Regions from separate parts of the Homo sapiens genome. Here region 2 is linked to region 1. The links are chromatin contacts, found by Hi-C or POLR2A ChIA-PET in ENCODE. All regions are on one chromosome and are shown on one strand. Each heading gives the region's core, a stretch centred on a gene start or an enhancer-like site at or near the end of the contact. The rest is flanking DNA. Distances are from core to core; before and after follow the strand shown. Region 1 holds the start of BORCS7 (BLOC-1 related complex subunit 7). Region 2 holds the start of C10orf95-AS1 (C10orf95 antisense RNA 1).

The links. Hi-C counts contacts between places; a loop is a spot of excess contacts on that map. ChIA-PET counts read pairs that join two places held with the same protein, here RNA polymerase II (POLR2A). Pooled maps may share reads with other maps.
Region 2: a loop to region 1 is called in a pooled map, with 10 times the contacts of the local background. The contact joins the promoter of C10orf95-AS1 here to the promoter of BORCS7 in region 1. A Hi-C loop is called at or near these places in 1 of 37 single-sample maps with no recorded cell type and 8 of 50 pooled maps. POLR2A ChIA-PET finds 5 or more read pairs at or near these places in 1 of 52 experiments (activated CD8-positive, alpha-beta memory T cell).

Annotation. Positions count from the first base shown.
Region 1 is chr10:102,852,580-102,856,363 of GRCh38, forward strand. It overlaps BORCS7 (BLOC-1 related complex subunit 7), which reads left to right and starts at 1,680. Exons shown (of 5, transcript NM_001136200.2): 1 at 1,680-1,848. The coding sequence starts at 1,708. It overlaps BORCS7-ASMT (BORCS7-ASMT readthrough (NMD candidate)), which reads left to right and starts at 1,631. Exons shown (of 15, transcript NR_037644.1): 1 at 1,631-1,848. RefSeq lists enhancers at 1,200-1,713, 1,696-1,755, 1,714-2,226, 1,826-2,015, 3,023-3,784.
Region 2 is chr10:102,447,509-102,451,506 of GRCh38, forward strand. C10orf95-AS1 (C10orf95 antisense RNA 1) reads left to right here and starts at 2,309. Exons shown (of 3, transcript NR_038938.1): 1 at 2,309-2,514; 2 at 2,679-2,822. C10orf95 (chromosome 10 open reading frame 95) reads right to left here. Exons shown (of 2, transcript NM_001363580.1): 1 at 3,878-3,998; 2 at 2,329-3,639. The coding sequence starts at 3,585. The coding sequence ends at 2,944. RefSeq lists silencers at 2,870-2,949, 2,990-3,479.

The DNA.
Region 1 (3,784 bases), core at 430-2,929:
TTTTTAGTAGAGACGGGGTTCCACCATGTTGGGCAGGCTGGTCTCGAACTCCTGACCTCAGGTGATCCTCCCGCCTCAACTTCCCAAAGTGCTGGGATTACAGGCGTGAGCCACGGCACCTGGCCTACTTGAAATATTTTACATATTAATTCACTTACAAGGTGGTTACCATCAGTTTGGTATTAATACAATAAAGAGGTTATCAATAAAAATTACTAGTGATGTTGAGCATTTTTCACATTTATCAGCCAGTTGATTTTTTTTTTTGAATTGCCTACTTGTGCCTTTTGCCAATTTTTCTATTAGATTGTTTTTCCTTCTTCATTTGTTTACAGGCCTATCTGCCTCATCAGCCTGGGAGTTCCACAGAGACAAGAACTGTATTTCATTTCTTTCTCTATCCCCAGCCTAGTACAGTGTCTGGTATTTAGTTCATGAAATGTTTGTTAAAATTGAATGGAATGAGGCCAGGTGCAGTGGCTCACGCCTGTAATCCCACCATTTTGGAAGGCCAAGGCTGGTGGATCATTAGATGTCAGGAATTTGAGACCAGCCTGGCCAACATGGTGAAACCCTATCTCTACTAAAAATACAAAAATTAGCCGGGCCTGGTGGCAAGCACCTGTAATCCCAGCTACTTGGGAGGCTGAGGCAGGAGAATCACTTGAACTCAGGAGGCGGATGTTGCAGTGAGCTGAGATCGAGCCACTGCACTCCAGCCTGGGCAACAAAGCGAGACTCCATCTCAAAAAAAAAATAAAATAAAATAAAATTAAATAAAATGAGACAAGTTATCGCTATGTTGCCCAGGCTGCTGATACTGAACTCCTGGCCTTGAGTGACCCTTCTGCCTCGGCCTCCCAAAGTGCTGGGACTACAGGTGTGTCACCATATGGATAGGTTGGCCTTGAACTCCTGACCTCAAGTGATCCACCTTGGCCTTTCAAAGTGTTGGGATTACAGGCGTGAGCCACCACGCCTGGCCCCTTGTCTCAATTAATCAAAAAAAGGCCTAGGCAACAGAACAAGACTCTGGGGAAAAAAAAATATATATGTATATATATATGTGTATATATATGTATATATATGTATATATGTGTATATATGTGTATATATATGTGTATATATATATATGTGTATATATATATGAATGGAATGATATTCTCATAACCCCTTGGAAACATTATTACTTCTGTTTAACAGATGAGGAATATAAGACAGAAGCTGAGTAATTTGCAGCCACACACTGCTAAATGGTAGCATTGGGACTGTAATCCGGGCCTTCTGATTCTTTTTAATTATTTGTATTAATTTTAATTTTATTTTATTTTTAAAGAGATGGAGTTTCGCTATGTTGCCCAGGGTGGTCTGGAACTCTCAGGCTCAGGTGATCCTCCTGCCTGGGTCTCCCAAAGGGCTGGGATTTCAGGCGTGCGCCGCCATGCCCTGCCGCAGGCTTTCCGATTCTGAACCATAGAGTCAATGAAACTGTCCTCCATCCCCTCCAGAGATGTTTGCCTGGACCCTGTTTTCCTCAGGATATCAATGAATAGTTCATGAGTTTAGTGAGCAAAGGTCAACCTCCATCAGGCGCATGCGTCCCTTCCTTTTCCCATGGAGGAAGAGACGCCTCTTTTCCTTCCGCTTTGCTTGTCTTTTGGCCCCGGCGACTCACCATCGTCAGTGCGCAACCGTTCGCTAACTGAAATGATGGCGACTGGAACGCCAGAGTCTCAAGCGCGGTTCGGTCAGTCCGTGAAGGGGCTTCTCACGGAGAAGGTGACCACCTGTGGTACTGACGTAATCGCGCTCACCAAGCAGGTGCTGAAAGGCTCCCGGAGCTCCGAGGTGAGCTGGAAGTGGACTCTCCCGGCCTGATAGTCCGGGGAGTCGCAGTCTTTCGTTGCTGTGGGAAGGAGGTCGCGTTGCATCTTGGGAATTGTAGGCTGTGAAGTACTTGCTATGAGTAGGTCTTCTTCGCGGAGGCGCGTGTTGCATTCTGGGGTGTGCAGTCTCTTTGGTTAGGGACAGTGTGTGAGGGTTGGGGGAAGAAGCGATGCCATGGGAACCTGTGCTTTAAAACAGCTCTTTGGGAGGCCGAGGCGGGCGGATCACCTGAGGTCGGGAGTTCGAAACTAGCCTGACAATCATGGAGAAACCCCCGTCTCTACTAAAAAATAATAATTAAAAAAATATATAGCCGAGCGTGGTGGCACATGCCTGTAATCCCAGTTACTTGGGAGGCTGAGGCAGGAGAATTGCTTGAACCTGGGAGGCGAATTATATATATAAGTATTATATATTACGTATTATATAATATATATACGTATATATTATATATAATGTGTATGTATATATTACATATATAATATACATATATATTATATATAATATATGTAATATATATTATATATATTTTCAACTAGAGGTGTTTATAGTTAACCACCTGTAAATATTCAACATATTCATCATAATAAACGTACATTTATTTAGCATTTTATATATGCTAGACACTGTTGTCTTTTATGGAGTTTAATTCATGAAGTCTTTAGAATGACTAATTGAAGGAAGTACTTTTCCTTTTTTTTTTTTTTTTTTGAGACGGAGTCTAGCTCTGTCGCCAGGCTGGAGTGTAGTGGTGTGATCTTGGCTCACTGCAACTTCCGCCTCCTGGGTTCAAGTGATTCTCCCGCCTCAGCCTCCTGAGTAGCTGGGATTACAGGCACGCACCACCACACCTGGCTATTTTTGTATTCTTAGTAGAGATGAGGTTTCACCATGTTGGCCAGGCTGGTCTCGAACTCTTGACCTCATGATCTGCCTGCATCAGCCTTCCAAAGTGCTGGGATTACAGGCGTGAGCCACCGCTCCTGGCAGCATTGCTTCTTGAGCAGTCTCCACATAGCTATTTTGTTTGATTAGCTGAGAATTTCATGTGTAAAAAACTCATTCCACAGTATTCATTTAACAAATACTTATTGGGTGTCTGCTATGTGCCAGGAACTGCTCTAGGTACACGGAATAAACAAAACTAAATCCCTCTACTTGGGAAGTTTACATTTTAGTGAAGAGACAGACGATAAACAAGTGAAACAGAAAAAAATCAGGTGGTGGTAAATCCTGTGAAGCAAAATTAATCTGGGAATAGAGAGTGATGAAAGGGTTAATCTTTGTTTGTTTGTTTGTTTTGAGACAGAGGAGGAGTCCCACTAGCTCTGTCACCCAGGCTAAAGTGCAGTGGCCCGATCTCGGGCTCACTGCAACCTCTGCCTCCTGGGTTCAAGCGATTCTCCTGCCTCAGCCTCCTGAGTAGCTGGGATTATAGGCGCCTGCCACCACACCCAGCTAATTTTTGTGTTTTTAGTAGAGATGGGGTTTCACCATGTTGGCCAGGCTGGTCTCAAACTCCTGACCTCAAGTGATCCTTCCCGCTTTGGCCCCCTAAAGTGCTGGGATTACAGGCATGAGCCACCACACCCGGTCGAAAGGGTTAATCTTAAACAGATGATCAGGGAAGGGGTCTCTGGGGAGAGAGCCTGTGAGGAGAAACACACTGACATTTGCCCACAGCATAATGAGTGGTTATGACTCATAGGCTTGTCTCTTGCATGCCTGCGCTTCTCCTCCTCCATTTGAGTTGTGTGCTTAGTGAGGGTCCATTGTGTTTTTTTCTAAACATCATGTGTCTGTGGGCTGGGCGCAGTGGCTCATGCCTGTAATCCTAACACTTTGGGAGGCCGAGGCAGGATTGCTTAAGCCCAGGGGTTCGAGACCAGCCTGGGCC
Region 2 (3,998 bases), core at 1,059-3,558, 400 kb before region 1:
ATCCCAGCTACTTGGGAGGCTGAGGCAGAGAATCCCAGGAGGCAGAGGTTGCAGTGAGTCAAGATCATGCCACTGCACTCCAGCCTGGGAGACAGAGCCAGACTCCACCTCAAAAAAAGAAAAAAAAAATTAGCCGGGTGTGGTGGCGCATGCCTATAGTCCCACCTGCTTGGGAGGCTGAGGCAGGAGAATCGCTGGAACCCAGGAGGCAGAGGTTGCAGTGAGCCAAGATTGTGCCACTGCACTCCAGCCTGGGTGACAGACTGAGACTCCATCTCAAAACGAACAAACAAACAAACAAACACTAACATTTTAGCACTTAACACATGCCAGGCACCGTGGTAAATGCTTTCTGTGCACTGTAGAAACACAGATGTCATGGCATCTTCTCAATAACCTCATGAGATAGGTTTTTGTATCATCATCCCCATTTGGGATGGGGAAACTGTTTCATGGACATTAATTTGCCCAAGGTCACACAGCAGACCCATCACACTATGCCACCTCACCTTCTTGTGTTTTATAATTTTTTACAAAGGAAAAATAAGGTGAAACTAGGGATAACAGAGTTCAGGATGCAGGTTTTATATAAAAGACACTAAGCAGGCCGGGCACGGTGGCCATGCCTGTGATCCCAGCACTTAATGAGGCCAAGGCGGGCAGATCACTTGAGGCCAGGAGTTTGACACCAGCCTGGCCATCATGGGAAAACCCCATCTCTACTAAAAATACAAAAATTAGCTGGGCGTAGTGGCACACACCTATAATCCCAGCTACTTGGAAGGCTGAGGCAGGAGAAGCGCTTGAACCAGGAGGTGGAGGTTGCAGCTGCAGTGAGCTGAGATCATGCCACTACACTGCAGCCTGGACAACAGAGTGAGACTCTGTTTCAAAAAAAAAAAAAAAAAAAGACACAAAGCAAATTTGGCTCTGAGCTCCTTGGAAACCAGGACCAAAAGAAAAATATGATCAGTAATGAGATTCGTAGCGCTTAAAAGACAAAAGCAAACCACTGATCAGGAGAAACACCTTTTCCAAGGGCTGAGGTTTGAGACAACTTCTCCAAGAAGCTCACAAATACAGCAGTGCCCAATCAGCTGGCCTACAGCTTCAATAACTCACCTGTGTATACCCAGGTAACTATTGGTCAGTTACAAATGGAAGTTCAGTAAAAGAAATTTCTACAGCTGGGCCTCAAATCTGGCTAGATCCTAGTTAAAATTGGCTATGTGGCCTAACATTCCAGAAAACTCCTAGAATATTGCAAACCTCAGCCTATTAAGAATTAACGATTATTAGCAAGAATTGGGAGACAAGAAGATACATTCATCTTTTTTTTTTTTTTTTTTTTTTGAGACGGAGTCTCGCTCTGTCGCCCAGGCTGGAGTGCAGTGGGGCCATCTCGGCTCACTGCAAACTCCGCCTCCCGGGTTCACGCCATTCTCCTGCCTCAGCCTCCCGAGTAGCTGGGACTACAGGCGCCCACCACCTCGCCCGGCTAATTCTTTGTATTTTTAGTAGAGACGGGGTTTCACCGTGTTATCCAGGATGGTCTGGATCTCCTGACCTCGTGATCCGCCCACCTTGGCCTCCCAAAGTGCTGGGATTACAGGCATGAGCCACCGCGCCGGGCGGAGACATTCATCTTAACTTCCAATTAGGCCGGGCCGAGACATTCATCTTAACTTCCAATTAGGCTGGGTTACTTTTACGCCTCTTTTACTGATGAAGAAACTGAGAGTCAGAAAGCCTTAAGTTACACAGGTAGAAAATGTCAGAGCCAGCCCTAAACTCAGGTCTCAGACATCCCTCTCCTAGTGAAGCCTTCCACACTTCAAAAATAGAGCTTATGCCCTCAGCATCTCGGAGGGTGGTGGGCCAAAGGACCAAGGAGAGTTAGAAGGTGCTGGCCTGCACACTTGGAGGGAGATGGTGAAGAGGGCAGCTGGGCCCAGCGATCAGACACATGCTTTCTCCAGAGGGCCAGTTCAACTTCACGCCCCTCCACCCTACCTTCCTGTACCCCAGGGTGGGCGGTAAGACTCCCATTAAACAGATAAACAGATGGAGAAACACCACCCCAAAACATAACAATGATCTCGCAGTGTATACTTGACTTCGCTCATTTATTTATTGTTTTTTTTTTTGTTTGTTTTTGTTTTTGAGACAGGGTTTCAGTCACCCAGGCTGGAGTGCAGTGGTGCGTTCGCGGCTCCTTGCAGCCCCGCCCTCTCGGGCTCAGGTGATCCTCCCATCTCCGCCTCCCGAGTAGGTGGGACTACAGTAGTGTATCAGCACACCCGGCTATTTTTTTTTTTTTTTTTTTTTGTAGAGACAGGGTTTCGCCATGTTGCCTAGGCTGGTCTCCAACCTGGTCTCCTGGGCTCAAGCGATCCGCCCGCCTCGGCCTCCCACAGTGCTGGGATTCCAGGCGTGAGCTACCGCGCCCGGCCTATTTACTTTTCTTACTAAGCTGGGGATCACCGTCGCCCTCGGCTTGGCAGGAAGGCGGGGGTAGGGGAGCGGTGGGAAAGGGGGGTGGGCGACGACTCTGATAGAGGGAAAAGAGGAAGGGAAAGTTGGGGCTTACTGCAGGGCAAGCTCCTTAGGAGAAGGTGGGGAGGAGGAAGGAGGGAGGTCCAGGCCCTTCTTCCATCCCACGTCCTCCACTTCCCAAGGTGCAAGAAGAAAAGAGGTACAGAACACCCAGAGGTGCCCTCGATTCCGTCTTGCACTTGCCCTTCTCCCACCGTCCAGCAATAAAGCGAGAGAAACAAGTGCAGGAAACTGGCCGGCAGTCATGGGAGAAGCCAAAAAGACAGGTGAGCAGCGCGTCCGCCTCCCGCGCACAGGTGAGGGCTCACTTCTGCCTGTCGGCGGCGGCACACACAGGAAAGAGCCAAGCGCGTGCACGCGGGCCCGCCCCTAGGCCTTGCGGCGGCTTCAGCTCAGGCCCTTGCTCTTCCTGGGGCGGCCGCGCTCCGCGGCTTCCCGGGCTGGGCTGCTGTCGCCGCTGTCGGGCCGGCGCCGCACGCGCCACTCCACGCGGTGGTCGGGCTCGAGCACGCGCGGCGTCGCCTGCAGCAGGAACTGGCCGCGGCGCTGGGTGACGCGCACGTCGGCGCGGGGGTAGGTGCCGTACGCGCGCCGCAGCTCCCGGCGCACGAAGTCCGGTAGCTGCAGAGGGGGGCCCCGCGCGCGCTCCACGCGGCCCCAGCGCAGCTCGGTTTGCAGGCTCCCGCCCTCCGGCCACGGCGCCCAGCTCTCGGCCACCGCCGCGGGCGCCTGCAGCGACAGTCCCGAGATGCCGGCGGCGGCGCAGGGCCGGCGCAGGGTCGTGGCGTAGGCCGGAGGGCAGGCCCACCAGGGCGGCGCGGCCTCGGGTGGCGCGGCGGGGCCGTAGAAGCGGTGGTATTCCCGTGGGGCCGCCCACTCGCCCGCATGCAGGCTCCCGGGCCGGCTGCGGAAGCTGTGGGCCTGGACTGGGGGTAGCAGCAGAGGGGCGGCCAGGTAGGTGCAGGTGAGCAGCTGCGGCGGCGGCGGCCAGACGCCCTGTTTGGGCGGCGGCCAGCTGTACACATACATGGTCGGCCCCCCAGGCGGCTGCTGTTCTTACTGGGGGCTCCTGCGGATCCAGACCTGCGGCGGAGGAAGGGATATGTAGACAGACTTTCTACTTAACCGCCTCCTGTCCCTGTGGGCCGGTTCCCCGGGACGCCGGTTCATGGCTTTGGGGGAATTCATCCCAAATCGAACATTCAGCTCCCCGCCTAGCCTCTTGTCCCAAGGTCGGGCAGAGCCTCAGGCTCCCAGCAGACAATAAGGAGCCTTTTCAAGCCCTCCGCCGGGATGCTCTTCCCAGTGACTCCCCACTCACTTGTCTCCTTCAGCCTTGGGGAGCCGGCGGGATCCAGAGCGGGGCTCCTCTCCGCACTTTGTAGCTGCGTTGCTCCGCTCCATGCCCTGCCTCAGCCACTCCTCCTGGTTACCAGGCAAAA